Regions from separate parts of the Mus musculus genome. Here region 2 is linked to region 1. Evidence: chromatin loops called from intact Hi-C (ENCODE). Cell type or tissue: gastrocnemius. All regions are shown on one strand. Links, peaks and the distances in the headings refer to the core of each region. The heading gives the core; the rest is flanking DNA.

Region 1 (16,581 bases), core at 4,068-12,067:
GGTCAGGATGTAATTAATATATGAGAGGAGAATTGTTTTTTGTTTTTTTTTTTTTAAGAATGTGCTCATGAGGTTTCAAATGGGTCAGGAACTAGAATGGCAAGAGAACACTCATGTTTCATACAGATGGACTTGGCCTTAGCAGAGCATGATATAAATTCAAGCTGAAAGGCAATTATGAGTACAGAAAACTAAGAAGGCGATGAGAAGCTATGTCCCCTGGATCCCGTAGATGGATTGTCACTGGAACCAGTCCTGCCTCTGTCTCCTCACCCCATTGAGCCAACACATTCCCACAGTTATTTAAATCAGCTTCATCTTTCTGTTATCTCTCACTCCCATTTGATACAAAGTCTCACTATGAAACTCAGGCTGGTCAGAAGACCCTGCACTCTGTCTCAATCTCTGAAAGCTGGGGATGTAGTTCAGTGGTGGGGCATTTATCCAGCACGTTCAAGGTCAAATTCGTTCCCCAGCACTGAAAATAAGTAAACAAGCGATAAAGGAACACGTGAAAGAGGCGCACGTGGTTGATAGACTTGATGTGGTGGCAGCCCAGGTTTAACAGAAATAAGGGGCCGAAACAGACAGGAGGAACTGTTTAGTAACTGAGCCTTCTAAATTGGCTACCCTGTGTCTCCTAGTAACAAAAGCAGTAACACTAACAGTGAGAGGGACATGCTGTTTTGAGTGAGAGATTCTTAACCATAGCTAAGACCACAAAGCCACAAACACCTATGAAAAGGAAACACTTGGGCAGGGAGAAAAGCTCAAAGCTGGGCTCCCATTCACCACCTTACTTCCCTCTTCTGCAAGGCAGCCGGCGGTAAAGTTTCCCCACTGGCACGCCTTCTCAAGTAGGTTTTGTCAAACAAGGGTTCCATGATGATGTCGCTGGGTTTTTATTATGATAATAATCTGAAAGCCAAATCAACACGAGCACACGTGTAACCGCTGCTTGGTTTCAGCGCCTGTGTTTGCATTTATGATCTTGTCGGCAACAAGCAGCACAGATGTAATATGTAAATGATGCATCTGAGAACACAGTGCACTGTAAAAAGATTCCGCAGTACTCTGAACAGAGAAAGGCGGTGAGGGAATTGAGCAGACACACAGCACACAACAGCACAGATGGGCCAGGGTCAAAAGAACCTGTGTGGTGATGGCCATGGCCTTGTTTATAATGAGAGCTGCAATTTAGCTTCCCTGGAAAAACAGCAGTCACAGTATAATGCTGTTAGTTTGAGTTTTATTGGTTTTGTCGTAGTGTTTGTACTTATTCCAGTTTTATGGCTGAATAGGCGCTCTGTGCACAAAGAGCACATACCTAGATTTGTGTTCACAGACAACATAGTAAACACATTTTACGTCAACCCAGGAAGCTGAGAATGTTTTGGTTTTTTGGTTTTTGGTCTTTTTTTTCTTGTAACAGTCCCTTACTTCTCAGCATTGAGGAATAAATATGGTGTCAGGAGATTCTGTTCCAGAAGGTTCTACTCTTAGTTCTCCTTAGCAGTCAACTACTCCAAGTTGGGCAGGAGCACGGGAGGACTCTTGGGAAGTGGTGCTTGATGTGGTGAAGAGTGTGGGTTGAGCTGCATCTGGGGTCTGTCACTGTCACTCCACAACTTCCGGCATGATACTTTGATCATTTTGATTTTCTTTAATAAATGTGGCCAATATGGTGTTTTCAAAATACAGGAGGCTTCCAGGAGGGATAGGCATAGTGCTGGGTTCGTGGCAGGCGTCTGATGCTAGCCAAATGTCACCATGGCTAGCGTCAGTTTGGCTCTCCTTAGAATGTCCACAGGGCTCTGTGGCTATCGAACCAAGCTCTTCACCAGGAAGCTTCTTAGCTTAAAGAGCTCTATGGAGTCCCAACTTCCCAAGCCAGCAACACACTGGGCTGGGAAAGAATGCTAAAGCTGATGACAGGATCAGCCCCACTACTTACTGTACTGAAGCCTAGAGGTTCACGTGTAAAATGGAGTTCGTTCTTTTTAAAACAATTTTGTTTAGAGTGCACACACTCATGAGAGAGAGAATATGAATGTATATATACATATATATGTATATATATGTGTGTGTGTGTGTGTGTATGTATAAATACACACACACACATAGAGAGAGCTCAGAAGGAAACTTGAGGAAGTTCTCTCTTACCGTGTGGGTTCCAGAAACTGAACCAAGATCATTAGGTTTGGTTCAAACACCTTTTCCTTCCAGCCACCCCACCAGAACATTTTTAAAGGATGCCCCTTAATGCTTGAAGAAGAGAAAGAAACACAATAAAATTAATGAATAATTAATCCCTACCAACCCCTGCGAGTAATTCGGTGTTGAAGGGCTCAGTTGGGACAAGTCAAACTGACAGTAATACCAAGTCTCTTGCTGCAACAGTGCGGGCAGAAACAGAGGGAGGACGCAGCTGCTTGTGTTCCGGTTCCCCTGAGGAACAGCACCGGGTGAAGACCAGGTGGGTCTCGCATAGATGAGAAAATAGTTAAGGAGCCTGGAAAAATAAAGGCCTATTATAGTCGGCTGAAGCTGGTGGGAGGGGAGGGGCAGAACTGAATAATACAGAGGAGGACGAAGCATCTTATCAGAGATCCCCTGAGAGTCTTCTGAATAGAGGCTCTGAGCTGGGAATGCAGCCATACAGATGAACATGCTCTGGTCTCCCAGAATACTTGTAACACACTGGCTGTGCCAGCATCTGAGGGAGGAGGCGTTGTCCTCACAGACACCTTCCGGGCCATTCTGAAAGGTCACATTTGAAATGATGCCCACGAACCAAGGCATGGAAGAATATAGCCATGGACACATAAGACACTTTAGCCCAAGAAACCATATAAGCTAAAAACCCGACTAGTACATTTGTGGATAGCTTAGGGCTGGGGCCCTGTAACCCTGGTTGGTGGAATGCCTGCTGGGCACAGAGGGGTCTTGGCTTAATCTCTAGCACTGCAGACAAAAAAAACGTTTGGAAACTTCCATGAATAAAAATGTCATGACAGATAATGAGATTGTTAGTTCCATTTTTATCTTATATACAGATGTCTTAGTAATCTCCAGCCTATGAGTGGGCTTATTCCAAAAGTAAGACAGCAAAAGGCTCACAAGCACTTTTTTCCCTTTCCTCCTTGAGAGGGTCTTCTACTTGAGGCTGGCCTAAAACTGCATGTAGCTAAGGATGACCCAGCACTTAGCCACTTTCAAGTTCCCATAGCCCCATTCCCACTTCAAGTGGGCCGGGGATCGAACCCAGAGCCTCGCGCACACTAGGCAACGACTCCTACACCAACGCGGCTACAACTACACTCCAAGAAGCACATTCTCCACAGGAGCATTTGAAGTGGTAATTAAGATACCAGGCTAGTTCACACATGCTTTTTAAATCCATAATGTGGATGAAAAGAAATGTGTTTGTTTATTTCAAATGGCCTTAGAAAGCTGGCAAATTTCATCTTCCCAGATAGCTGAAACCCTGCCAATCCATACTGCCTGGGGCAACTTGAATCTTATTTAACACAGAAACAATCTGATTAAATGATGCTTCTTTTAAAACAACAATAACAACAACAAAACCTAACACCTGTCAGCCATCTCCCTGCTGCCCGACAACACAGTGGGCGTGCTTGCTGCTTAACCAAACTGTATCTGTGACCACAGCAAGCATCCCTTTGAATAAGTCATATCAAGACATTACGATCTCCCCCAATAATAACGGGGTAGCTTTGAAAGACCATTTCCGGAGCTGCTCCCAGCAGGCTAGTCCTCTCTTCCATACTGTCAACCTGGGCAAGCTCTTGGCACTAGGACAATATCCTTTGTTTTCTGAGTTGTTGCTGCAGATTCCCAAAGAAACCAGCTCCAGAGACCAGGTTCATTAAGGTAAAAGTTTCTGGTAGGTTCCTTAAACAGCCTTCAACAGTTATAGCTTATAAATCTACCTCACAGTGCATACTGTGACACCACACCACTGTGCGCCTCTGCTTGAGGAAGCCATTTTGAGCTGAGTGTGTTTAAAAATGTTCTTCAGTGTACGCCTTTAATCCCAGCACTCAGGAGGCAGAGGCAGGTTCTTTAAATACACACACACACACACACACACGAATTCATGCACACGCTCACATGCATGTACTCTCGCACACACAGCAGGCAGGGCAAGATCTTTACAAATCCAACCAAGAAATAGCATACAGGATTGGTAAAAGAAAGCTACTTTACTCCACAGAATGACATGAGTGAGTACTTTAATGAAGAGACAGTATGTGAACTTCTGGAGGTAAAGATTCATGGCTGTAGAAGAGAGAGAAAAAGGTAAATTTTCTCAAAAATCATCTATAAAATTACAGTAATCCCAGTCAAAATTCTGAAAGTGTTTTGGGGGGAATCTGAACAAGTAGTGTAAGTAAATTAGGTTCATTGGGGGGGGGGGGACAAGCATACAGAAGTGCCAAGAGAACATTAGAGGGGAGAGGGGCAATGTGGCAAGACCCAGCAGGGCTTCTGGGCGGTGCAGTGAGAGTGTGCTTCTCTGCCAGGCCGAGTAGCATCCTCTAAAACCAGCCAGTCCAGGCCATGTCTCTAATGCCACAGCAAAAGCAAGAGATTTAGGAAGCCCAGAAACTGATCAAAATACATATAAAAAGTCTGCCTGTAATAGCTAGTATTTTGAGTCAGTGGATTAGATAGAAATGGCTTATTCAAAGAAGTACATTAAGAAAATGGGCTACCTGCCATTTGGGAGAAATAGTCTCTCTCTGCTCCACATGGAACATCAAAACTGCGGACAAATTACACTCTGAACATAAAGCAATCACGTCTTAAGGCAGTGAAGGCTCCACTAGTCAATAGTCCCAGTTCCATCTCTGGGACCTGCATGGTAGGAAAGAACTGGTTCCTGCAAGCTGTTCTCCGACCTGCACATCTGTGCCAGGGCACACAGACACACCCCTCCATCAAAATAAATAAATAACATTTTTAAAAGATATACACATATATATTTTTAAAGCGATTTATATATTTGAGTGTTCTGTCTGCACATATGCCTACATGCCAGAAGAGGGCAACCATTACAGATGGTTGTGAGCTGCCATGTGGGTGCTGGGAATTGAACTCAGGACCTGAGGAAGAGCAGCCAGTGCTCTTAACCTCTGAGCCTTCTCTCCAGCTCCTAATATACCTTAATAGGCTTAGAGAAATTACAAATATTTCTAAAAAGTGGGGAGGAAAAAAAATCTTTTAAACATGATCCTAAACTATAACACATGAAAAGACAGACACAACAGGGCTGAGCAGACAGCTCAGTGGTAAGGGCCCTTGCTCCGACAGTGGGAAGATGAAGTTAAACCCCAGGTGAAAGGCCAGCATAGCTGTGTGCGCCTGAAATCCCAGGCAGAAGACAGCAGACAGCTTACTGGACTGTCAGCGGAGGAAACAGCAGCCTTCAGGTTCAGTGAGAGACCCTGTCTCAAGGCAATAAGGGAGAGAGTGATATATCTGCACATACACACACACAGGTGCATGGACCTGCACACTCATAAAATGCATGAGAAAAGATTTCGGGAATGTTATCAAGGATGGTGGGGATATTTGCAGACTATTAGGATGGGTTTTTGTTTTTTTGTTTTTTTGTTTTTTTTTGGTTTGTGTGTATGTGTGTGTTTTGAGACAGGGTTTCTCTGTGTAGCCCTGGCTGTCCTGGAACTCACTTTGTAGACCAGGCTGGCCTCGAACTCAGAAATCCACCTGCCTCTGCCTCCTGAGTGCTGGGATTAAAGGCGTGCGCCACCACTTTTATTACCAAACATAAGGAATGCTTAGAAAACAACTAGGAATGATGACCTCAGTAAAAATATGCTGATGTCCTGAAGTGCCATTGGGAAATGTTTACCCCACTGACCGCACGCCTTTGGAGATTTCTGTACCCTGAGGCTGAGTGCCCTTGTTGGTTACAAAATGGGTGCAGCAGTTCCAGCTCTCACACTGACACGGCGCCTCCCGAGAAAGAAAAGGACCACTTCTTTCTTCCGTCCCTTTTTAGGAATGAGGAACTTTCTCACACCCTCCCCCCAAGACCCACACTCTCAGGTTTCACAGGAACTGAGTCACAAATGATCCCCAAGCCACTCTTAGGTGAAAGAATGGGTTCTGTGAGCCACTAAGAGCTCAGGTTCTCATGTGGTCCCCAAAGGCCTCCACTTACCCACGAAGGATCTTCAGAGGTCAGGGAGTTTTTAGTTTTTGTTTTGTTTTTTGTTTTTTTTTTTCAAGACAGGGTTTCTCTGTATAGCCCTGGCTGTCCTGGAACTCACTCTGTAGACCAGGCTGGCCTCGAACTCAGAAATCCGCCTGCCACTGCCTCCCGAGTGCTGGGATTAAAGGTGTGCGCCACCACACCCGGCTAAGGTTGTTTTTGTTTTTGTTTTTATCATAATAACATTAATATGCTGTTTACCTTTTGCTAATTGCCGTAGTCCATTGATGGTGTACAGATAATATGGCCATAGTGACAGCAGGCTGGCCTCAACCAAAGCAGAGGCAACAAATCACACTGAGAGCCACTGTCTCCTTCACTAACTGTATACTCTCAGGGGAGCCAGATACTCACACATCTCTTTAATGAAGCCATAAAAAGTGTCTTCCTGGAGCACAATTTTTACTTTATCATTTTCCAAAAAAATAATCAAAGTATGCCTGTCAGGAAAATAACAGACACCATACATTGTCTTTGATAGAATTCAAGCATTTAGGCAAATAAATAAATAAAATAAAATTCTAGTAAACGTGTGTCAACCAGTGGGAGGTAGCAGCTTTCTAGTACTTGTGCATTGCTATGCTAAGGGTAAAATACTTTTTATTTTTGAACAATTAAATCTGTCAACATTTGGAGGACCAACTAATTGATGAACTAATATTTTCCATAATATTAAGACGAAAAACCACACTCAGGGTGGAAAAAGCTTTGCTCCACCTACAAAACAAATCAATAACTCTGTCGGATTATTTCCAGATTTGGGGGGAGAGGGGTCTCTATGTAGCCCAGGCTGGCCTGGAACTCTCTGTGTAGCTCAGGCTGGTGTTGAACTCTCAGAAGTTGGCTTAGGCCTCTGGCTCTGGCTCCATAGTGCGGGGATTAAATGTACGCACCACCATACCAACACATGATAGAAAATTTTATTTTTAGAAAGATGTTCTGTAAAATAATCAGAATATGTTAAATATTTGTCACAGCACTGTTTGTACATATGCTGGAAAGTATAAATAGTTATTTTTATAAAAGTGCTGATTAAATTATTAAATGCATATCTATAGAGAGGAAAACCAAGCATCCATGCAAAACGCTGCCAAAACCTTAAACTTATTAATATAGAAAAACATTGTCTGAGTAGGGGAGAGAAGAAGGAACAAAGCCTTATGAATGGTCTCCTCTGCTGGACCTCGCACACACATATGCTTGCGCGCACGCGCAGGTACTGTCTAGGATGATGGACCTTAACTCAGGCTCACAGATGAGCTCAATGAGCCTTGAAATGTTCCTTCCTGGGTTTGCTTGTTTGTTGGACTGTTTGTTTTGAGATAGGGTCTTAGGTAACCCAGGCTGGCCTCAAAATTGCAATGTAGCAAAGGCTGGTTTTGAACTCATCCTCCTGTCTCCGCCTCTCAAAGAACAACAACAAAAATATTCTCGAAATACCTTTTTACGTACAGAACAATTATTTTTAAAATTACAAAGTATACAAGTTCTGTATAATAACCATGAGTGGAGAGAAGGAGGGGGAAGCAGTTAGCCCGGGCACTAGGTGGCATTCTCTCTAGAAAGGTTTCTGAAGCCCCATTAGGATGTCAAATTCCAGTGATCTAGAAACTTCTCCTATTCACCAACCATAGCAGGCATTTGCCACCTTGCCTTTTTGTTTTTCCTTCAAAATTATACACACAAAACTATACACAAAATTATTATATATCAAATAGGGATAGTTAACGCTTTATATCATTAAACGCTTCCCATGACATTGTAGCTACAGTCCCTGTGTTTGGTTGGTTGGTACCAGGCATGGGACACCTGCCTGCATCCCGCTTGCTCCTCCCTCCCCTCCTGTGCTCTACTGACCACAGCTCTACACGGCCACTTGGCATTATAGCGTTTTCTCTCCTCATTTAGCAACTGTGGTTCTGATGCACCACGCTCGGTTCATTTCTAGTACTTGTTAATCATCAGACTGCAAACACAGATGGCCCTAGTCAGGTCTGCCCAGTCTTGCAAGGAAGCGGAAGCCAGCCCCGGGAAAGCTCTCCCGCCCTCTGCTGGGCATCTCCAGAGAGACAACTTCCCAATCACAGGCATTTTATTTGCCTTTTGGTTTTCAGTGAGGAATTTGGGAACTGGTTCTTGGAACTGCTTGCTGAAAAAGACAATTCCTGACTAAAACATTGCTTTCGTTCTTCATACCAAACAGAAATATCAAATTGAAGCTGCTCGGTGAATATATTCCATCAGAGACATTGTGGGACTTGGTGTACTAACTTAGAGTAGTAATAAGAAAGCATCATAAAGAAACCAAGCATGGCGTACCACACTGATAACCACAGGATTCCAGCGGCTGAAGAAGGATCCTGAGCTCCAGGCCAGCCAGGGCTACATAGTTGAGCCTTGGCCTCAAAAATTAAAAAAAAAAAAAAAAAGGAAAAAGGGCTGATAAGATGGCTCATCAGGAAAAGGGCCTGGCCTCACATGCCTGGCACTGAGTTCCAGCTCACACCTGCACTTGGATGGTAAAGGAAGGAAGTCTGCTGCAAGTTCAAGGCCAGCCTGGACTACAAAGGTGAGTTTCACACCAGTCAGTGCCACATACCTGAGATACTGAGTCAAAAACCAAAACAAAAAAATAGGACACCTTGCCAGGTATGGTGGCGCACATCTTTAATCCTAGCACTTGGGAGGCAGAGGCAGGCAGATCTCTGAGATGGAGGCCAGCCTGGTCGACAGAGTGGGTTTCAGGACAGCCAGGGCTACACAGAGAGACCCTGTTTCAAAAAGCAAAGAAACAAGCAAACAGCAAAACAGCAAATCCAAAATCAAACGAACAAGCAAACAAACAACCAGGATCTTAATCAGAAATATGCTAAAACCCAAAACGTCAACTTCAGGATCTTATTGCAGCCGTCTATGCGCTTAGAAAGAAGCCCCTGCCAGGCTCGTGGCTTTGGCATCGCTCAGTCACTGCCTCTTGCAAAGCAGGAAACTAAAGTTAAGAACTTTCACACTGGAGAGATGGCTCAGAGGTAAGGTGCACTTATTCTTGCAGATGATATGAGTTCAGTTCCCAGCACCTACATGGTGGCTTACAGCATCCATAACTCCAGTTCTAGGGGATCTAAGACCTTCCTGTCACCAACCTAGGCTCTAGGCACACACATGGTACGCAGACATACATGCAAGTACAACACTCATATACATTTTTAAAAAGGGAGGGGTTCTTAAGTTCTGGCCTTGCTTTCTCATGAATCTTTACAGTCTTGCTGTTTCCTCCTTTAAGAATACAGCATTGGGGATACCGCTCTGTTGACATGCTAACCCCAAAACCGATATGCAGAAGAGCAAGGCAGTGAGATTCAGCTGTAACCACAAAGATGCCCTAAGCTAAAGAACAAGGTGGTGATGGTAAACAGAATCTGTATATATTACCACACACTGCTCTAAATCGTTTCATCCTGCTATCATCTCACTTAGACCTCGAAGTAACTTATTTAAACTTTATATAACTGCTCCACAAGTTTAAATAACAGTCTAGAACCGCTCTACAGATAGATATACAGAGTTCCTGCTCACGTGCCAGAGCTTCCCCTGTTCGGCTCTTGAATCATCCTGGTGCATTTGTTACCACTGACAACAGTAGAATACATTATTATAAACTTCTTCATACTTCAGTCCAGTTTCCTTCCTTCTTCCCACCCCCACCCTCAGGTCCTTTTTCTCTCCCAGAATCCCAGCTGGGATGCCACATTACAACTGGCTGCCATGTCTTCCGGGTCTGTTTCTTAAAAGTGAGACTTGTATTTCGAGGACCCTGTGTTTTGAGGCGTGGGTATTTTGCAGAATGTCATTGGTGGACATTTATCATTTTTTCTTAGGACTACAGTAAGGGTATGAGGTTTGCTGGGGACTGTTTGGGGCTGGGGAGTGAACCCAGGCCTTAACACATACTAGGTACAATGACACATCCCACCGGAGGCACTGCTGTCAATATGGCTGTCACAGCTGATAACCGTGATTGCCGGCTGAAGCAGTCAGATGAGTTCCTTTACTGTGGTGTCACTCCCCCTCCATTCCCCACTTGTACTGTTTTTTTAAAAGAAACCTCTATGGTTTGCACTCACATTAATGCTGGTGTCAGCTTCGGTCGGAGAAGTTTCTTTTTGCACAGTCAGAGGGCAGCTCAGGCCCTTAACGGGTCAACGTGCTGAGAATAAATGACTGCTGAATGTCCAGTCATAGTGGGACTCCCAGGGCTGGTGACATGGCTCGGCAGAAAGGCGCTTGCTGTGTATGCCTGGTGACCTCAGTTTGATCCCTGGATCACACACAAAGGTGAAAAAGGAAACCCAACTCCACCAAGTTGTTTTCTAACCGCCACGTCACTTCCATTTTAATAATCAATATAATATTTAAGTGGGAGAGTTGAATCCCACTCCACCGCCACCATTAAGGCTCAGGAAAACTGCAGAGTAAGGGATGGACAGATTTTAAGAGCCTGAAGTTACTGGGAGCGGTGTGGTATGCTGAACTTAGGCACAACATGGCAACTGCAGCTTTGAACTCACAGTAGCTGGGATTATCTGCACAACATGTGCACAACATCAGCCTGGTCAACGCTGTGTCACGGGAGGGGAGGGGCTCACAGGACCCCACACTCTTCCTTGAGTATTTATACACAGCTCATGATCAGTGGGGAGAAAGACATTTTCTTCAGTGGTGGGACACCCATACTCTTGTAACACCACTAATCAAACTTCCTGGGTTAAAACAAAAGCCACTGAAGGTGCAGGGAGGCTTGTGGTTGGGAAGAGAAAAGGATCCGCAGCCATGGAGGGAGGGATGGGGGTGAATGTGGATAAAGTACATCATGTGGGTACATGAAATTGGCTCAATGAAACTCGTTATTACGTCTAATAATTATGCTATTTAAAAACATTTTTAAAAGACAGACCAGAAAAGGGATGGGGAAAGGCCACACTAGGATACTGGGCTATTCCCTTCAAATAAAACATAGGAATTTAAAAACCAAAAGGAAGTGGGAGCTGGGGCGGAGGAGATGAGTCAGTGGTTAAGTATTTGAGGTGTATGCATGAGGACCTGAGCTTCGATCTCCAGCCCCTACGTAAAATGTGGGTACGCAGGTGCAAGTCTGTAGGCCCAGAGCTCGGTGGACAGAGACTTGTGGATCCTGGGGACATGCTGGCCAGTCCACGTAGCCAAAACAGCAAGAGGGAAACCCTGTTTCAAAACATAGAGTGTGATAGAGGCTAGTTTACTATCAATGACACAGGCTAGTCATTTGGGAAGAGGGAAGCTCAACTGAGAAAATGCCCCCACCAGATTGGCCTGTGGTGCGTTTTTTGGACTGAAGATGGATGGTTGAGGACCCAGTTCACTATGGGTGGCGCTACCCTTAGGCTGGTGGTCCTGGGTACTTTAAGAAAGCAGGCTGAGCAAGCCAGTAAGCAGCACCTCTCCATGGCCTTTGCTTTAGGTTCCTCCCTTCAGATCCTGACCTGACTTCTTTCTGCAATAGATTGTGACCAGAAAGTTTTAAGCTGAAATAAATAAACCCTTTCCTCTCTAAGTTCCTCTTGGTCATGGTGTTTTGTCACAGCAATAGAAACCTAACTAAAATAGAGAAGAACATTAAAGTCAACATCTGCCTTTCATAAGCACACACATACGTGTACACACGCGCACACACACACCCTTTGATATACCTCCATCATTATGCTTCTGTTTTTAGCACTTTATACGCCCTGATATTGCAGGATGCTACAAGCTCATCATATTTATTCTCGATCCAACACTACAACCAGCCGTTTCTCCAAATAGCCTTTTTCCTTTTATTGGAGTCTGGGTGCTGAGGGAGTGTGCTCTTTGCTACTCTGTCTTTGCTTCTGTACCCTCTTGGTTGGCAAAGCAGGCAAATACATGTACATACGCAAGCAAGCAACCAGATTCCCATCTATGCCTATAAGTGTTTACATATATACACATCTACATCTCCACCAAACCAGAAGTTGAACCTGCTCGAGGGAGAGCTGCTGCCTCACAGGTCAGGCTATGTCCTCTTCAGTCTCTCCTCTCAAAAAAAGCACTGACTGCAGGTTGGGAAAAATCAAGCCAAATGTCTCCCTTGCTGCCCAAGACCAAGGCAATTTTGAATCATGGCTTCATTTTTAACTGTGCCTTCCTGCCTTGTGACTCCTCTCACATAGGCTAGGCCAGGCTGCATCATGGGGTATGGAACTTATTGCCCTCTTTCCCATCCCCCTCCAAAAAAAACCCTACAAGTGTCAGAAACTCCCTCTTGTGTTCAGAGCTGAAGGGTCTGTCTCTTTAGGTCTTCCATCTGGCTATACACGATGGCTCTCTCTTCTTCTAATGCTTTCCCATTTCAAGGCCTGGTCTTGGCTGTCTTTGGCCCTGAGTCTGTTTCTCGTTCTGAAGGGTAACCTCAGGTCAGCTTCCTTCTATGACGCTGCCACTCTTTTCTAACATAACAATGTTGAAACCTACCATTCTCTCTCTCTTCACTTCTAGCAGCAGCAGCGTCCCTGACCCTAATGACTAGAGGCATCGAGCTAGCTCCCCTATTTTCTCACCTAAATCTTTCCACTCTGATCATAAGAAACTCTGTTCTCATCACCTCCACCTAATCACTAATTGTTCAATTCCAATGTCCACGGAAGAACGGCTTCTGTTGTCACCTCGAACAGAAGCAATCTAGAAAGCCAGGGAAAGACATAAGAGGATGTGAGATGGGAAAGAAGGCCCTCACCCTGAAGTTAGCTTGCCTTTCCTATTGGCTGGGAATCAGGTTCCTACTGACTCAACATTGCCTTTTCAAAAAACTGGTCAGACAAGGATGTTAAAATCAACAAACTACTTACTTAGGGCCAAATATAACCTTGACTTTAGCAGTATTAGTACTGCCGGGTGGTGGTGGCGCATGCCAGTACTCAGGGCAGAGGCAGGCAGATCTCTGAGTTTGAGATCAGCCTGGTCAACAGAGTAAGTTCCAGGACAGCCAGGGCTACAAAGTGAAACCTTGGCTATACACACACACACACAAAAAAAAAAAAAAAAAAAAAAAAAAAACCCACCACCACCAAAAAAAAACAAACAAACCAGTATTAGTATCTGTCTCTCAGCCATAAACCCCTAAAACATCTTACAATTTCATTTATAAAAGGAAATTCTTTAAGAATATAAGAAATATACTTAAGAGGTGTGTGTGTGTGTGTGTGTGTGTATCTTTTGAGACAGGGTCTCACTATTTAGCCCAGGTTGGCCTGGAGCTCATTATGTAGATGAGGCAAGCCTTGAACTCTCAAAGAACTGCCTGCCAACACTTAGCCCATTTTTACTTATTTAAACTCTACTTAAATTTTAAGCTTTGCCTAATTAATCTTCAAACTGTTATAAATTACACCCCTTGAACAATTTAGAAGCCCATAGAATCACATACAGAGCCATTAGAGACACCAAAATGTACAAATCTTTCTAATGTCTGCATTTAAATTTAAAGTGTGCACACTCTCTTATCTTAATGAAATTTGAACTTTGCCTTACTCCGGCTGCTCTCACAGTGTAGTCAAGGATTCTGCTGTATCTGAGTGGAAGTCCCTACTGGTAAGGGAATTTACGGCAGTACCATCTGTGTCTCCCCAGCAACCATGACACTACCTCCAGTATTACAGAGCTGCTCACATCAGTGCTCTTCTCCTGGCCCCTTGCAGGAGAACCAGTGTATGCTTCTGTTTCTCTGGACTTCGCTGCTGTTCTGTGGATAGGCGGTAGTGTATAGCCCTGGGGATGGAACTCAAGACCTTGTACCTGCTAGGCAAGTGTTCTGTCCTTAAGCTACACGTTCCCAGCCACATTGCATATATGTATAAATACTTAAATTCTTTCCTCATGCATTCTGTCCTTACTCTCCCTAGCTTATATATACCTTAAGCTTTGACCCAGGGCCAGAGGCATAGCTCAGTGACAGAGTATGTAGTATATACAAGAGATTGGGTTTGATCCTAGTGCATGCTACCTCTTCCTCTCCCCCTCCTCCCTCCCCTACTCGCCCTTCTTCCCCTCCCCTCCTCTCTCTGGAATGTAAGGATCCTAGTTTCTGAAACACACCATCATTATAGTTTTAGATAAAATAGTTTATCACCCTAAAAAGAACAGTCCCCAGTGTGCTAAACCCTTTCTGCCCCTGATGTCCTTTCTCTAACAGAGTGCACTGTGTATCACATTTGCATCTCATCCTTTGCCCTTACGTGATGCTTGGATCTGTGAGCATCTGTGATCTCACTTCAGTCCTGAAGTATCCACTCAGCAGATGACTCAGTCAAGGTCTCAGTAAGTGAGCTGCTGTCACAACAACATGCCTTACACTCCTGCTATGAGGCTCTTCCAACTACACACTCCTTTGCAGCCGTTCGAGTGGGATTGCTTGCGCAGTGTTGAAGGGGCTCAGAGGGTCATTTAGATTCTATTCTTTGTTGACTAAACGAGGAAATGGAATGTAGTTCTGGAAACTTGGTGAACTCGACACCTCAGAAGCCTTTTTGCTATGCTGCACCCCCCACAAGTGCTGTGTAAACAAGCAAAAAATAGATATTATGTTAACAACATACATCACTGAGCCAGAAAGCCAGAAAGAAATGTTCAGAAACCAAAATTTCAGAGCTGATTGAGCACTGGAGCCAGCAGGAACCCAAAGCCCACAATGCACAAAAACAAAATATGTCACCGTATTTACCTAAATGAAGTCATTTAACTCTAACGTTACCACATTATCAAAATAGAGAGAAAAAGTCATAGACCACAGTAGCATATACACAGAAAGCGCTGATAACATTCAATGCCTAGTTGATCAGATAAACAAAACATGTAGCCAATAGGAAACAAGAGAGAATTTTATTAACCTGATAAAAGATGAGCCGTCAGCAACCTGCAGTGTTAAGGGACTAAGAGTTACACAGATGCTCCAGCAGGCAGGAAGGGAGATCTTGGCAGATCAGGACATGTTTACACAATGGTTGTAAGCCAATCAGCGGTCCTGTGTTCTTCAAACTGACCAACTCTTAAGTCAGGGAGGAAGACCCTTCAGAGATTTTAAACCCCGGTCCTTGGGAAGAGACTAGACATCTCAGCTCTCCTGAGTGACAGAGGGTCCTTTTCTCTGTGTCCACGACATGAATGTGTTTCCTAACTCCCAATACAAGCCTTTCTTCATCTGCCAATTTTGACCCCATCCTGTTGGTGTGTCTTGAGGTTTCTCTGCTGCTACCAGCTGCACTTGAGGTTTTTCCTGTCTTTTAACTTTAACTGGCAGAGAAAATGAAACGTTATTCTCAGTTGTAGCTACTCTCTTTATAAATACTAGAGTGAATTATCATTATTGTTACCAGAGTAGAAACTCATCTGCAAATTTGGGTCAAGACAGTAAAAGGGGAAATAAAGATGAAAGACAAAGGGCAGAGAATTAACAAAATTGTCACAATTTCCGGAGAGAAATCAACATTGGAAAAAAACTTCGGACACCAACAGCAACCATTATTACAATTAAAGAGGAAGTCTGACAAGGTTACAGAAGACCTATGCATGTTTATCTTCTCAAAACAAGTGTAATATTAAAAAAAAATCCAATTGGGCCAGCAAGCTGGCTCAGCAGGTAAAGGCATTTGCTACCAAGCCTGATGATCAGAATTTGATCCCTGGAACCCACAAAGTGGGAGAAGAGAACACACCCTGTAAACTTGTCTTTTGCCTCCGAACATACACAATGGCAAGTGTACACACACACACATACACACACTAAATACATTACAAAATAAAACAAAATGTTGATCAAATTTGGACCATACTTTTTAGCCAGGCATGGCAGTACATGCCTGTAATCCCACATGGCTGGAAGGCTAAGTTTGAGACCCAAGAACTTCATAATGAGTTCCTGTTACAAGAAAGCAAAACAAACATATATGTACATATGTATTTATAACATTTACTAAAAATATGATATTGGGTGGGTAGGGAAGTGGGGGGGGTGTGGGGGACTTTTGGGATAGCATTGGAAATGTAATTGAGGAAAATACGTAATAAAAAAATATGATATTAAGGGCTGGAGAAATGGCTCAGAGGTTAAGAGCACTGACTGCTCTTCCAGGAGACCTGAGTTCAATTCCCAGCAACCAGATGGTGGCTCACAACCATCTGTAATGGGATCTGATGCCCTCTTCTGGCGTGACTGAAGACAGCTACAGTGTACTCATACACATAAAATAAATAAATAATTCTTTTTAAAA
Region 2 (16,581 bases), core at 3,690-11,689, 260 kb before region 1:
GAATACAATAAAAATCTCATTTATTAGACTTATTTGTTTTGCTTGTGAGTTCCTGTATGAAGGATAAGGACAACCTGCAGGAGTCCGCTCTGTCCATCGTGTGGGTTCAGGTGCTTGGCAACAAGGCCCTCCACCCACTGAGCTACCTCATGAGCTGAGTGAACAGGATGAGGGGAAGCAAATAGGGAGGCACTAGAGATTTAACAGAGGGAAAAGAATTACATAAAGACTACTGAAAGGAGAAAGTAATACAATTATAATTCAAGGAGTGTTCCCTGAAAATATTTCAATTTACAAATGACTGGGAAAACATAACACGTACCTGTGAATAGCAATTCAAAAGAACAACCAAGTTTCCTAAAGGCTTTGTGTGCTTTATGCCAGGAGAAAACATTTAAGGAAAGCTATTGTGAGCACGGCATTTTACATCCAGTGAAAGTGATTTTTAGGATAGTGACTGTAGTCTGAACACACTCAGGAACTACTTGCTCAGATAACCACAATGAAGACCTGAACATCCAATCACTGAGGGAAAACAGGAATATTATTTGTTTACTGATAAAGGCTAAATAAACAATTATTTATTGGGATACTCTAATTTCACTATGTCCTCAAGAGCCATAATTCTCAGGACACAGATTCAAATAAAACTAATATGGTCCTGGATTTGAACTGGATAAGAAATGCCCCAGAGCAACTACAAGCTGGATCAAAATCTGCAGTTTTACTACTTAGAAAGAAATGGTTTCTGGATGCCACAGCAGCTTTAAAGAAAGAAGTATGCCAAAAATAAAGAAGCACAAAGAAGAAATCCAGAATTTTGTATGTCAGTTGCGCCCACATGCCTATAGCTAGTACCTGATCTGTATTAAGAGCAAACTCTTAGTTGTCTAAGGTAAGTCAAGAGCAGAAATGTGATGCCAGTGGCTGGGCACTGTCCTGATGTATACTACCAGGTGTGAAATTAAAAGGAACCCAATAGTACAATAGTAATAAAGGAAAAGAAATATCCAGATAAGAGGTCAGAAGAGGGCTGCCTCAGTTGGTAAACTGCTTGCTGTGCATGGGGACCGTCTCTAAAAAAGTCAACACTCTCCAGAACACATCCCATCATTCTGACAGAGACACTGGAGTCAATAAGTAAGATGCCTCAAAGTAGCTACAGACCTGTTCAAAAATGACAAGTTGAAATATACTTGTAAGAAATAACCAAACTGGAATTTCAGCAGGGAAATAAAAACTAGACAAGAGACAAATTGAACTCCAGAACTTGAAAGCTCCACTCTATGGGTGTAACAATAGGGTGCAGAAGGGCAGAGAGATATCCAAACCAGTAAGCGATCTGACTTACATGCAATTGGTCACAGGAGAGACAAACGAGCAAGGGGTTCGAAAGAATGAATATTCTGGAACTTGGCGAAGAGGTCACTCTTTCTCCCCAAGCAAGGCAAAAAAAGAAAAAATACACCTAGGCTCATCAAAGTAAAATCTCTGAGACGGAGAAGGGGAAAATCTTGAGAACTGGAGAGGTCACTCAGTGGGCAAAGATGCTGGCACTAAGCCTGACAACCTGAGTTCAGTCTTCTGACCATACACAAGTGTTGCCTGTCTGTCTGTCTGTCTCTCTCTGTGTGACAGACTGTCTTAGTCAGGGTTTCTATTCCTGCACAAACATCATGTCCAAGAAGCAGTTGGGGAGGAAAGGGTTTATTCAGCTTACACTTCCACATTGCTGTTCATCACCAAAGGAAGTCAGGACTGGAACTCAAGCAGGTCAGGAAGCAGGAGCTGATGCAGAGGCCACGGAGGGATGTTAATGGCTTGCTTCCCCTGGCTTGCTCAGCCTGCTCTCTTATAGAACCAAGACTACCAGCCCAGAGATGGCACCACCCACAAGGGGCCTCTCCCCCTTATTCACTAATTGAGAAAATGCCTTACAGCTGGATCTCATGGAGGCATTTCCTCAACTGAAGCTCTTTTCTCTGTCATAACTCCAGCCTGTGTCAAGTTGACACACAAAACCAGCCAGTACACACACACACACACACACACACACACACACACACACACACGCAACTGAAAATTTTTCAAAAAAAGAATCAGTTATAGTTCACCCAGGTAAGGAAAGAAAATATAAAAAGAAAAAGGAAAACTACCCTGACAATGTAAAATGAAAACAGAAGTGAAATTAATAATTATAACAGCAGCAGCAACACAGATACAAGTAGCTGAAAGAGGAGCTGGAGAGATGGTCATGGTTAAGAGTATGGACTGTTCTTCCAGAGGGCCTAGGTTCTGTTCCCCATACTCACATGGTTGCTCACAACTGTCTCTAAGTCCAGTTCATGGTATCTGACACGTACATGGTATACTCACATATAAGCAAAGCATTGAAACATGCAAGTTTTTTAAAAAAAGAAACTAAAGAAACCTTCTCTAAAAGAAACCAAAAGGATGTAAAAAAACTAGACTGTGAAAGTTTCTAGTCCAGATAAAGACAGGAGAGGGAGAAGGAGGAAAGGGAGGAGATGGGGTGGGGTAGGGGGCGCTAGGGAGGGGAATGAGGGAGGAGGGAAGATGATAATGGGAGGGTGGGAAGATAATGGTGACTATGAGAATGAGGGGGAAGAAGGGAGGGAAGGGTAGTAATGATGATGACTATGAGGACAATTACGACAAATCAAAGTTTCCTAGACCTGGAAAGAATGAATTATAAATGAGAAGGCCTGAAGAAATGGCTCAGTGGCGCACACTGCTGTTGCAGAGAATACGATTTACTTCCCAGCACACATGTTGGATGGTTCAAAACATCCTGCAACTCCAGCTCCTGAGGATCCAATGCCCTCTTTTGGCCCCTATAAGTACCTATATTAATGTGCACATAACCACAATACACATAATTAAAAACAAAATAAGTATTTTTTAAGTAAAGAAAGAAACCTTTAAAATGGAAGAATACTTTTACTGAGCCAAGCAGGCTCAAGGCACGTTTAATGAAGATAAATGCTAGAGAAAGACAAGGTCCTAAAATGCTTCCCAAGGATCAGGAATCAGAATGGTACGAGAGGGATAAGCAGTAACGGAAACTAGAAAACAACCGAACAATGCTTCAGATGGGAGAAAAATGATTTCCAACTTAGAATTCAACTGACACATAAATGAACAACAACAAATTACAGGAAGAAAATATGCAAGGTTTCAAAACATTTACCATGCTCCTTTCCAAAGAAGTGACTGGAGAATATATCCCACCAAAACAAGGAAACAACCCAAGAGACACAAGATAAGAGATACAGGAATAGGAGCTCAAACAAAAATCAATTGGAAATGAATACTCAGGGTTAGAGAAAGATTCTAGGAAAATGCACTCCCCAGGGGAACAGAGCAAATAGCCTCAGAACACATGAAGTACTTCAGGGGAGAGAGTAAAAGAACAAAGGAAAGGAGGGGAGAATAATTAGTGTTTTAAAATGCTGCCTGCACTCTCTGCTGAGGAGTTCCTGGATAGCTATCCTAACCTAGTAAATAACTGTTAACTGTGTAAAAAACAAAAGGCTTTACAACAGATATGTAATAATGGAGCCATTAAGTTCAGCTATGAATAAATTTATAGTGAAAACTGTAAGCACTGAAATAATAACTTAACCATAAATTAAAGTCCTAAATACTATCAAAATTAGATGAAGGCAGGCCGTGTATTTCTGTAAAAGTAGAAGACTGGCTGATTTCATAGTTAACTCCTCACCTTCTACAATACGTCAGTGTGTAATGGATCTGCTGTTAGACTCTATTTGTTTTGTTAATTTCTTCCTCCTTTTGTGCTGGTATCACACTGTCTTAATTTACCATATTTCTTGGCATTTAATAGTACAACTCCCCCAGCTTTGTACTGTCTTAATACTATCTTGGCAAGTCACCTAGAATCACCTGGCCTTGGATTTATAAGCACATTATCATGCTTGTATCTTTATTTTGGTATGTTTACCTTTACATTTTGATATAAATTTTGGATGTTTATTAATTTTTACCTTCTTCAAATACTGTAATGTTTAGCAGACACTGTGTGCGCTACCCTACAGGCAAACTTCTAGCTGTGCTAAGCCCTGGAGTGCTGAGACTTTCCACTTCTTCCTAAGTACTGCAGCTCTCATTCATTCAGGCATCTTCTGGATTTTTCTGCATTTTATAGCCCTTGGTGAAATTGTCAAGTCTTGTTGGGTTCATGCTGAAGTATCTTATAATTTTTGTGCTTTTTTACAGAATATCTTTTCAAAAATTTACCTTTCACTTGTTGATAAGTAAAAATATTATTAATTTTGGAATGAAGAGGTATGACCAAGTGTACCCTCATTTCTCAATTCTTTGTGATTTTTCTTCTGTAACAATCATGAGTATAATCTTTATTCCAATACGAGTGGCTGTGCTGAGTCATGTAACCAAGCAAGCTGTGTAAGCAAACATAATGGGTCATTCTCTATGTACTGGGAGGGCAACTTTTGAGCTCTGCTATTCATTTCAATGGCTCGTCACCACTATATTGACTATAATAGAGAGTTGACCTGCCTATCCTCTCAGGTGCTTGGATTACAGACATAAACCACAGCACCTGGCTTTAGGTATTCCTATTTAAGGTCAATTATTTGAATGTCAAGTCTTAGTACAGATTCCTTGGATAGTAAAACTAGCAATTTCAAAAAAAAAAAAAAGATAAAAAAAAACAGAAACTATCAATGTCTTCACAAATATTCTTAACTTTACCTTCTATGTCAGAATTAATATATATATATTTTTTCCATATGTTAACAGTACCCTGTGCCATGAAATGGTTTACTTAATACTTTTGGTCTTTGGTTTTAAAAATAAGATTGCAGCTAGGTCTTTAAAACATTTTATTAAATAACCATACTGTAACTAAATAGAGGTAATCTATAAGCTCTCTATATACAGAATATTTTGAAATAGTATGATAGTTTAAGTACATTATTGTTCCATAATTGATCTTAATAAAAATACACTTGGGTATATTGTAAAAAAAATTGCTTTTCCTAACCCCAATATAACACCTTTCTATAAGAGGCTTTTTAAAAATTACTTATTGTACTGGCTGATTTTGTGTGTCAACTTGACACAAGCTGGAGTTATCCCAGTGAAAGGAGTTTCAGTTGAGGAAATGCCTCCATGAGATCCAGTTGTAAGGCATTTTCTCAATTAGTGATCACGAGGAAAGGGCCCATTGTGGGTGCTGCCATCCCTGGGCTGGTAGTCTTGGGTTCTATAAGAAAGCAAGCTGAGCAAGCCAAGGGAAGCAAGTCAATAAAGAACATCCCTCCATCTGCATCAGCTCCTGCTTTCTGACCTGGTTGAGTTCCAGTCCTGACTTCCTTTGGTGATGAACAGCAATGTGGAAGTGTAAGGTGAATAAATCCTTTCCTCCCCAACTTGCTTCTTAGTCATGTTTGTGCAGGAATAGAAACCCTGACTAAGACACTTACATATTTTGTTTTTACTTAAAGTAACATATTTATGGGTACAACGCTGTAACTCAATACATGCCAGTTAAATCAGGGTAGTTATCACTTCCAGCTCTGATCACCTGTTCCAGCTCCTTTCTCATAGTTCCATACAAAGCACAGAACAGATGGCTGCAAGTCCTTCCCAGTCCATCCTTTACTCTTCCCTCTCCCCTTACTTTAGTATCTTACCTTGAGATATCTAAGTAGTTCTTTCCACAAAACACAGAGCGTGTAATACTTGTTCTTCTGCACCTGGCTTATTTCACCCAACAGTGTCCTCTAGTTCTGCCAGTTTTGACACAAATGGCAAATGTTTTTATCTTTTAAAATGGCGCCTGCCAGCTTATTGTATGTGCACCAAAATGTTCAGAAGAAAACATCAGTTTCTCTGACACTAGAGTTACAGGCAGCTGTGAGCCACCATTTGGGTACTGGGAATCCAACCCAGGTCCTCTGGAAAAGCAGCTAGTTCTCTTAACCACTGAGCCATCAACAGTCCTCTTTTTTTTTTAAGATTTATTTTCATTTTAAGTGGATGAGTGGTGAGTGCATATCTTTGTTTTGTACCAAGTGTGCAGTCCTCAAGGGAACCAGAAGATGGTGTCAGATCTTCTTGAACTAGAGTTATACAAGATTGTGAACTGCCATGCCCAAGTGCTAGGAACTGAACCTGGGTCCTCTGGTGGAGTAGCTAGGGTTCTTAACCACTGAGCAATCTCTCCAGCCCTGAGATTTCACATTTATCATTGAAAAGTACTTCTTTGTATTTTTTTTTATCTCTGATATACTGACTTCATTTCCCTTGGGTATATTCTAGAAGCAAGACAGCTATTTCATCCTATAGACTTAGTTTTTCTGAAGAATCTCCTCTGATTTACATAATGGCCACCCTAATTTGCATTCCCACAGGCAGTGACTAAGACTTTCTTTTTGTTCCCATCATGGCCTGCATGTTATTTCTGCTATTTTGGAATAGCCATTCTGATGAGGGTAAGATAATATCCCATCACAGTTCTGATTTGCATTTCCATGACAGCTACTGATGTGTAATTCTGTAAAGCTTTCACTGATAATCTCTGAGGAATCATAACTAGCAGGTACAATTTTTTAAGCCGAAACTACTAAAACTAAATTTTAAGAATTTGCTTCTTCATTTAAATGCCTCCACATTTTATGTCTTCTTGGATAGAAAGAGAGATCAAGGGGCTGGAGAGATGGCTCAGCGGTTAAGAGCACTGACTGCTCTTCTGAAGGTCCTGAGTTCAATTCCCAGCAACCACATGGTGGCTCACAACCATCCGTAGCAAGATCTGGCACCCTCTTCTGGAGTGTCTGAAGGCAGCTACAGTGTACTTACATATAATAAATAAATAAATAAATAAATGAATAAATAAATAAGAAAGAGAGATCAACTCCCAAAGTTATCCTCTGGCTTTCCCACAGGCATGCCACATAGCACAAGTATGCACACACTCACACTTAAGATTAAACAAATAGAAAATTACTTGTTAGGAGTCCTTATGTAGCTAATAAGCATAAATCAGACCATAAAATATTAAAGGCCATTCTATCCCATAAAATCCTATTGGGAATATCTGCAGGAGACAAGGGAACATCAAACTCTAACCCATCACCTATTTTAACAAAGTTTCGCTGGAATGTAACCAACTACACACTGAATGACAGTTGGTCTATGGCTATTTGAGTGCCATGTCAGAATGAAGTAAAGCACTGTGGCAGAATTCATATGACATTAACTACTTGGCCCTGTAAGAAGTTCTCCAAATGCAGCTACACAGACCCTATGAAAACTCAGGGGCAGAGGTGAAGAACTGAATGCAGTACTGTACTTCACCAATAGATGCCCCCATCTAACCATGCTAATCTAATATAAATTGACTCCCTAAAAAGCACTGTCTCAAATTTTTAATTCAAAACTTAAGTCTTATGATATCAAACACAATTAACCCTTCCTATCTTAGGTACTCAACCTCCACTGGGACTTTGAGTAGGCAAGCATCAGGTTATTTGTTTTGTGCTGCCTTACATTTTTGGTGTACTACAGACACTGTAAAGAGCCTTCTCATACACACTCCTGACCCATGCCTATAGCTAAAAACACAAGAGAAAACACAACCAAAAGCAATCAGCAACGAAGCCAATCAGCTCTTTCCCTAGAAACAGTCAGCCTCAACCTTTCCTAATGCTCAGACCCTTTACCACTGCTCCTCATGCTGTGGTCACCCCCAATCATAACATTATTTTCATGATTCCATAACTGTAATCTTGCTACTGTTATGGATCATAATGTGTGTGGGGTGGTGGGCTGTGCACAGACAACCTGGTCCCCAGTCTAGCAAAAGTCTGGAACCCCAGTGACCCAGTGGGGGGTGATTTCCACCTGCATGGGACAGCAGGTGTTCTGCCATGCCTCCTGGGTCCCTGGCTCCTATCAGTAGGTAGCTACAGCCTCCCCAGCCCCCCACAGAGAGGTATGTGGCCATCAGTCATGTAGGAGCCGCACCGAGCCCTCCCACATGCAAATAAGGTTTCCCCAAAGCTCTCAGACAAAACCAATGAGAAGTACCTGCTGCCAGACAGACCCTTACCCACCCCAAAACTGTATATAAGAATCCTATCCGGAAGGATTAAAGGCATGAGAGAACTACTTGGTCATCCAAGCCTTCTGTCCTAAGAGCTGTAACACTTAGGAAGAGGTCTGCTCTCCCGAAGCTCTGCCTGAAGCTCCGCCACACTCCTCACTGGCTAGTCAGCCTCTTGTCAGCCCAACCCAAACCGACTCAGTGCAGGGCTGCTCTGGCCGGGCCAGAGATCTCCTTGGAAAGCCTTTGGTACACAGGCCCACAAATGTGAATATTTTTGGAGACAGAGGTTTACCATGGGGTGATCCACAGATGGAGAGCTTAGGCTCTCAGAGAGACATAAGCATGGGGTGGAGGAGAAAGGTGTTGCTTCATGGGCTGGCTTCCCTTAAGACCACCACAATCAGAAGGGAAACAGTTCTGTTGGCCAAAGTTGCCCTGCCTTGTCCAAGTCTCATTTTCTCAGCCTCAGAACCATTCAGTGAATTGTCCCACGAGCTACAAAATCTTTTCCCTTCCATAAACAGCAAACTCGCCTCTTTTTTTTTCAAATAAAGTCCAGTAACTAGTATAAAATGTAAATCACTTCAAAATGGTTTGGCAAAAAATCTGGAGTGGACAAAAGATAACGAAATCATGAATTTAGACAAGTTGACTTGTTCATCTTAGCATCTAACAGGTAGTTCGACTAATACTAGTTCTAGACAAAATTGTAAAATGGACTGGGCTTTGGTTCCCATCCTCAATTTCAATAGGCATTGATATTCTGTTCTTAGCTCTGCTAGCTGCAAATTACTCATCTATTATTGTATTCTTAGTTTTCAATTAATTCCAAACAGTAAATTCAGCAGCTTAGGTTTCAGTCAGCACCTATAAAAACAAGAGCCCGCTGCCATATGCTCCCATTCCCTTAGACGTCTTTAGTTCACTGCTGGCCATAGAGGTGCAGCCCTTTAATCCCAGCACTCAGGAGGCAGAGGCAGGTGCTGGGTTCAAGGTCAGCCTGATCTATAGAGCTAGTTCCAGGAAAACCAAGGCTACACAGAGAAATCCTATCTCAGAAAAACAACAAAAGGAAAGGAAAGGAAAGGAAAGGAAAGGAAAGGAAAGGAAAGGAAAGGAAAGGAATCCATCACGTTTATATTTTAACAGAATTTTTTGAAATGAAGGTTTAATTTACAAAATATTCTGGGGGCTGGTGAGATGGCTCAGTGGGTAAGAGCACCCGACTGCTCTTCCGAAGGTCCAAAGTTCAAATCCCAGCAACCACATGGTGGCTCACAACCACCCGTAATGAGATCTGATGCCCTCTTCTGGAGTGTCTGAAGACAGCTACAGTGTACTTACATATAATAAATAAATAAATCTTTAAAAAAAAAAAAAAAAAAAAAAAAAAAAAAAAAAAAAAAAAAAAAAAAAAAAAAAAAAAAAAAAAAACAAAATATTCTAACAACCCTATTAACTCCCATGAACTAGATGATAAATGGGCAAAACCAAGTATATATACATACAAGTTCGCAGCTGTGCCTATTCTACTCTGGCTATTATTAGAAAAATTATAAGATATCTAAAGCAGGTATAGAATTCTGTCTGCAAACCAGGAATATTAAATGAAAGCTTACACACGAAGTCCTTTAATATGTATGCTGAGGATGCTGGGCAGATATCTTGAATGTAGATAGCTCGACTACCATGTGAAAGACCCTGGATTCCCTAGACTACCATGTGAAAGACCCTGGATTCCCTATGCACATACACATATGAAATATACAACTGTGATTTTTATTCTCATCTGATATCATCAGCTTGGAGGTGAAGGTTATTATTAGTTAATCAAACCCTGGCACTATTTTCGTTTCCAGACACCTTGCTGGCTCTGGACACCAGGAACAGAATGAGCAGGGTTAGAAGACTATAATTCTGTACTAACTCCAGGTGCAATTCAAGTATTTTTCCTAATCCTTTCTAGGATAAATTCAAGTCTCAAAACAAATTTTTTGGGCTGGGCATACATTACTCTGGGCAGAGTCCTTGTCTAGCATGTACAAGGCCCTAGCTTTAACATCCAGTACAAGGGAAGGAAAAGAAAACCACAAAATAAAACTACCCTAAATAAACTTCATTTCCACTTTTCCCCAAACCAAATCAGAGTCAGGCACACTACTCTGATTTCTATTTTTTTAAGTTTGAAAAATTACTTTTATTTAACATATAGGTGTGTTCTGCCTGCACATGTCTGTGCATCACTTGCATGCCTGCCCACAGAGGACAGAAAAGGGCATCCGAGCTCCTAATACTGGAACCACAGACTGTTATGAGCTTCCATGTGTATGCTAGGAATCAAACACAGGCCCTTTGAAGATCGGTCAGTGCTTTTAACCACTGAGCCATCTCCAGCCCTGTTCTGAACTCTTAAGTTATTTCATCACTCAAATTAAAATACGCAAGTCTTTTGGTTCCCAACATTCTAGTAGTCTAGTAGAAAATAAATAATTAACATGTGATGTAAGTATGCTCGGGTACCCCAAATTTGTATTTGGGCAATCACGTAGTCAGAGAAACACTCTCAAGATGCTGCCTCAGTCTGATGACAGAAGGGTTCCGGGATGAAACAAGGCCAACTGCACGCTTAAAAGAAAAGACAGGAAACCCGCCTGTTTAAGAAACCAGCTTGTTTGACTAAAGAAAAGTGTAAATGTGATGAAAAATGGAGGGAGAAGCATAAAAGTGGGCTACAAGAAAAGGCAGCAATCAAAGGTTGGGACCTATGTGAGACCATTGAAGAGTTTCTAAGAAGGATAGTATGCAATCAGATGTGTCTTCTAGAAAACCCACCAAACTAGGAAATGATATCCTAAGTGCACACATTCCAGACTGACTATGCCTGCGGGGATAATTCAACGTAAAATGAAGCAGCGGCTATGATGGTGTGACTTGGCTCCCTCCCTGTCTGTTCCTTAAGAGGGGAGCTGTGGGCTACGGTAACAGGTGCAATGGTTAATCAAGAAAGTAAGGGCAGAACGACAGGGGATATAAAAGTGACTCACCTCACAACGGACAAGGAAACTGAAGCTCAGCCTGTTCCTTTGGCCAAACCTATGGTAAAGAAGGTCAGTGCCAGGAAGGAGGCGTGACAACTGACACGAGCTGCTCTTTTCCCTACAGCATCATGTACACAGGAACACTGAGTAACCTCAAACGCTTACCGCTTTTGATAAAACTAGCAGAGCTAATCAGTAAGGTCAACTAGGTTGTACTTCAAGTTCAACAAGAGCCATGCACAAAACTCAATTGTACTTTTTATTCAATAGCAATAAACACCTGAAATGAGTGAAGAGAACAATTTCATTAGAAGAGGAAAAAAACAAAATTCAGTACCTTTATACTACTGTGAGAAAGAAAAACGCACAAGTTCAAACAAATGAAAGTTATATAACAAAAGTAATAAAACATCATTGAAAGAAAAAAGACCTAAACAGATGTAAGGTATAGACGAGACAACTTCCTAAAGCTCCAAATACTTACACTGGTCTAAACATTTACCTAAGACTTCTACTAAAACTCCAGTTAGTTTTTTGTTTGTTTGTTTGCTTTTGTTTCTATTAGGTGACCCACTGGTTCTGAAAGTCAAACTGAAATAAAGAGACTCAGGATACCCAAAATAATCTTAAACAAGAACTGAGTTGGCAAAAGCACACTTCCAGTTTTAAAAGGTATCACTAGCTACACTGAAGTGTGTGGTATTGTGTATAGATCAACAGAGAACTAAGTGTAGAGAAACCAACTCACACATTTATGGCTGGTTACAAACAACTAGATAAGCACAGGTACATACACTGAATGTGCGTACACATGTGCGTGTGAGTATGTATGTGCACGCATATGCATATATGTGTTTAAAATAATCCAAGACCTGAATGTAGGGGCTAAAACTATAAACATCTTTCTGGGTTCATTTTATGACCAGGGAAAACACTTTAAAGAGAAGAATTATTTGGTTTGCCTGAAGGTTTCATCACATGGTTTCATGCATTTGGCAATAGCATCACAGAGGGAACATGAAGAAGAGACAAAGGAAAGCAGAGACGGAAAGGGGCAGAGGAAGTGTTAACTCTTTCAAAGGCTCACCCTTTAGTACCTCATTCCTCCAGCTAAGTAAACCTCATCTCCTCAAATCTCCCAAACAGCACCACCAGCTGGGACCAAGCATTCAGCACCCGAGCCTGCGAAGGGCATAACACACTCAGTCCTCAACAGTTCTCAGCAAAAAGTATACATTCTGTGACACAACTATGCAAGTTTCTCAGATAAAATACCCAAAGAATGGGAGAAACCTCTGTAAATTATTTATCATACAAAGGTCTATTACCCATCCATCACATACAAGAACCTTTCTAACTCAAGATTTAAAAGCAACCAGACTTAAAACCAAGGATTTGAGCAGATACTCCATCAGAGAAGACATACATCAATGGTAAGCAGGTGTATGGGGAAAGTACAGCATCCCTGGTCAACAGGGAAAGGTAAAACAGAGCACTATTGGTGTTGCTTTGTACACCAACCAAAATGCTGTATTAGAAGAGATAGTAACCAAATCCTGACAGGGATGGAGAAACCATATCCCTGTACACTGCTAAGAGGGTAAAGAACAGTTAGAAAACAACTTGGCAGTTTCTCAAAGTAAGAAACACAAAATTACCCCAAGAAGGATAAAGGATGACTTAACACACACTAATCAGAAGATGTAAGGCAGCATGTGAACAGACCCAGGGACAGAATCACAGCTGTCTCAACAGATGTGGAAAAGTCTTTGGACAAAGCTTAACATCCTTTCATGACCAATGCTGAACAACTTAGCAGCAAAGGGGATCAAACTGCAACATTATAAAGGCTGATGACAAAACATTATAATGAAACAGAAAAAACTAAGTCTTTCCTCTAAAATCAGGAACAAGTCAGGTTTCCACTCCTTCACTCTCATTCAGTATGGTACTTGAATTATTAATCAGTTGTAAGACACGAACAAGAAACAACGGGGCCAAGATAGGAAAGGAACTCATTCTAATCACAGTTGTTTACAGATAATATGTTTCCATTCTTATAGGGACTCTTAAAGCCTCCAGAAAGCTCTTAGATTTGATAGACTTTGAGCAAAGTATTAGGATACATGTTCTACATACAAAAACCAATAGCTTATATCAATGACATATAATAAGAAGGAAATTCATGATGGGACAGCACATTTAAAAAATGTGTGTACGTGCACGCAGATAGAGAGATACATATAGATAAATAAATGATAAACAGATTTCTAACCAAGGAAATAAAAAATTACAATGAAAGCCTTAAAACATTATAGACAAGTTGGAGTCACTACAAGATAGAGCCCAAGGGCTAGTATAATATTGTAAAAATGTTATATTACCAAACACAATCTATAGACTCAACACAATCCTCCATCACAAGTCAAGTAAATTATTGACAGAAACAGAAAAAGAAATGCTACAACTCACATAGAAATATTAATGACATCAAGAAGCCAAAGAGTTAAATGAAAAAAAAAAAAAAAGAGCAAGGATGGAGGTATCATAGTACTGATTTCAAATATATACCAGACATGTAACAGACAGAGCATGCTACTAAGACTAACACGCACAGATCAACACAGCAGAAGACAAAGAAACCCACATGGGTCCAGCCAAGTGATCTTCAACAAAGGTGCTAAAAATTCATGTTGGAGAGAAAGACAATCTATTCAAACTTGGTGGGAAACTAGGTCCCCCTCTCTCTGTTCAAAACTCAGTTCAAAACAGAGAAAAGGATTCCATGTAAGACATCACACTTAGAAACTGCTACAGGTAAAGCAGGTTTATATTCCTTCCATATAAACAGGCATAGGCAAGGACCTTTTGGTCAGTCAAGAAATAATAGCAAGAATTGCCAAACAAAACTCCATTTATATAGAGATCTTCTGCAGAGCAAATAAAAAGAAATCAGGTTTCTAAACACTAACTTCTACACAATATAAAAATCATAAAAAGCAACACTTTGCCATTAAGCATGTATATAGCTCCTACACAAAACATACTCTGTAGTTTTAGTGCTTTGTATTGTGGGGGCCGAAGCACATATTATGGTGGTCAATGGACAATCTGTAAGACTTGGTTCTCTACTTCAAACATGAGTCCTGGGGCTTGAACTCTGGTGGTCAAGCCATCTCAACACCAAATATGTTCTAGACCACTTAACACGAAGCACAGACTTTAAATGAGATTAAAATTTTACTCACTTTTGCTCCAACACTGCAACTCCCAGTACTCCCAGTACTCCCAGTAGCAACTCCAGTAAATCTTGCTTCCAATAATTCTTGCCTTCTTGGGTCCAGACTGTGAAGCTCATCCATTGCACCTATGAAGAGAGAGAGAAGCAAACAACAAACACATACACATGTATATGTGCACACATACACATATGTATATATATTACATATAGTGAGACTATAGTACAAAATTTACAAATGAACACTCTAAAAAGATTAAGAAACTACAAATTTATAAAATGTGCACTCCATTTAACAAAACATCTTATAGATTGATACTTCTGACCGCAGTTCAGTACGCACACAAACAAGCAAGCATGCACAGTAACACGCACACATACATAAAAGATGGTCCACAAAACACTTGGCTACTGTAGAACTGAAGTCCTATACAAGCCAGGTGTTGTAGCACATACTTACAAACCTAACCCTAAGGAGGCTAAGGCAGGAAGACCCTAAGTTCAAGGCTAGCCCAGGCTACACAAAGAGCTCTAGACAGCATGGGTTACTTACACATGTAGAGGAATTTTAATCCAGCAACAAGGCTGCTCTGGCAAGGGATCACATGTGAAGACCTTCTAGGTCTGTGTGATCTAGCTGGAATACAGACATATCCTTAGCACACACCTTTAATCCCTCTGGCTGGAATATAGACACGCCCTTAGTACACACCTTTATTCCCAAACAATGAAGGTAAAGTTAGTTTGTAGAAAGAAGCAGCATGTTTGAAAGTGACAGATCAGAGAAAGATTTGACAGAATGAGTCAGAGATAGGATACACACAACTCTCATGAGGACAGACAGGAAAGAGAGGCAGCTTAAGAGAGCAGAAGGAAAGGGGTGAGGGCAGAGGGGCACTTTTACCAGATTTACAGAGACAGGCTGAACAGCCAGGGAATGAGAAGGAGCCAGAAGATTCACAGACTGCATCAAATTAAGAGACCAAGCAGAGTAATTCAGTCAGAAACAGAAAAGCCAGTTTGAATCAGTCAGTATGGAGAAGAGTTTGGGCCAGAACAGCTGAGCTGAACCAGCCAACCAGAGCTCAGAAAGAGAAAGAGTGAACTTACTCAGCAGTAAGCCTCCAAGACAACAATTACATCTGGAGAATATTATGCATAGCTCACCTCAAAAACATAAGAAAAAAGAAGAGGCCTATGCATTGTCAACTCTGTTCTAATGCATTAAGGGGTGGGAAGAACACATTAATTGTGAGTATAAGTCAACTATATAAGTGAGCACTCTCCTAGCATACATGGGGCCTTAGGGTCAATCCTCAGGGCCTTGAAAACAGGGAGAAATTTATATTATAGATTTTACAATAAAATATTTTAATTTTTAAAAATTAATGAATTGAACTTCATCAAAAATTTAAAGATTAGTGTGAGACATTTCAAATGAAAAGAGAAGCAAAAGACTAAGAAAAAATGTTTCTAAAGCAATCTGAGTGTTCCATACTTCTCTTTTGGTCTGACAAACTGGTGTTGGTAATACACCAGGCTTTTAGGAAGATAAAGACAACAGGTCTTACTTTGTCCGGGACCAGATAGCAGTAACAAGTTATTTTACTTCCTGCTGATCTTGTGTATGTATATGCATACATTTTCCAGGATGTAAACTTTCCCATATATGCATCTGAAGGGAAAGCATTAAACTAAAGAATGCCTCACTTCAACATTTCTAACACTTTCAAAGACTTTTTAAAGAATATATACATACATATATACATATATACACATACACACACACACATATATACATACACATACACACATACATGAGAATGAGTGCCCCAGTACAGGTCCAGGCACAGAACAGGTGATTTAAAAATACACTGGCAGTGCCTGAAAACTCTACCTACAGCACTAGAGATGTGTTAGCTAACTTAAACCTATCAGCTAAAAGCACTCCATCAGCATAAACTCTCAGGTGCTCTCCTGCAGCTCAGATCACTCCTGCATTTTCATAAGACTCTGTAAGCTCTCTGTATCTGAAAATCTCTGCTGTCAAAAATTTGCCAACATTTTTGGTTTTTTTAATTTAAAGAGAGAGATCCTAAGTATTTTGATTTCTGTGGGCTAGCAGGCAAAATCTTGTACACATTTATATAACAATAGAAACGTTTTCCACAAACTTCATGGGCAAA

Evidence for each region. Peaks named below come from ENCODE experiments on the same cell type or tissue, not always from the same donor. Only the 100,000 strongest peaks of a DNase experiment are listed, where the experiment ranks them.
Region 2: a loop joins it to region 1, with 7 times the contacts of the local background. A loop is called at or near these places in 28 of 42 quality-filtered maps.

Annotation. Positions count from the first base shown.
Region 1 is chr2:71,031,637-71,048,217 of GRCm38, forward strand. All of the region lies in intron 1 of Mettl8 (methyltransferase like 8), which reads right to left. Among named protein-coding and RNA genes, the nearest start is that of Mettl8, 16 kb to the right of the region's middle. In gastrocnemius, for the core only: a CTCF peak has its summit at 8,316 (motif pointing left); DNase peaks (open chromatin) are centred at 8,282 and 8,774; H3K4me3 peaks cover 257 bases; H3K27ac peaks cover 918 bases.
Region 2 is chr2:70,772,472-70,789,052 of GRCm38, forward strand. It overlaps Tlk1 (tousled-like kinase 1), which reads right to left. Exons shown (of 20, transcript NM_172664.3): 2 at 14,406-14,524. Among named protein-coding and RNA genes, the nearest start is that of Tlk1, 45 kb to the right of the region's middle. In gastrocnemius, for the core only: a CTCF peak has its summit at 7,372; DNase peaks (open chromatin) are centred at 7,351 and 7,926; H3K27ac peaks cover 427 bases.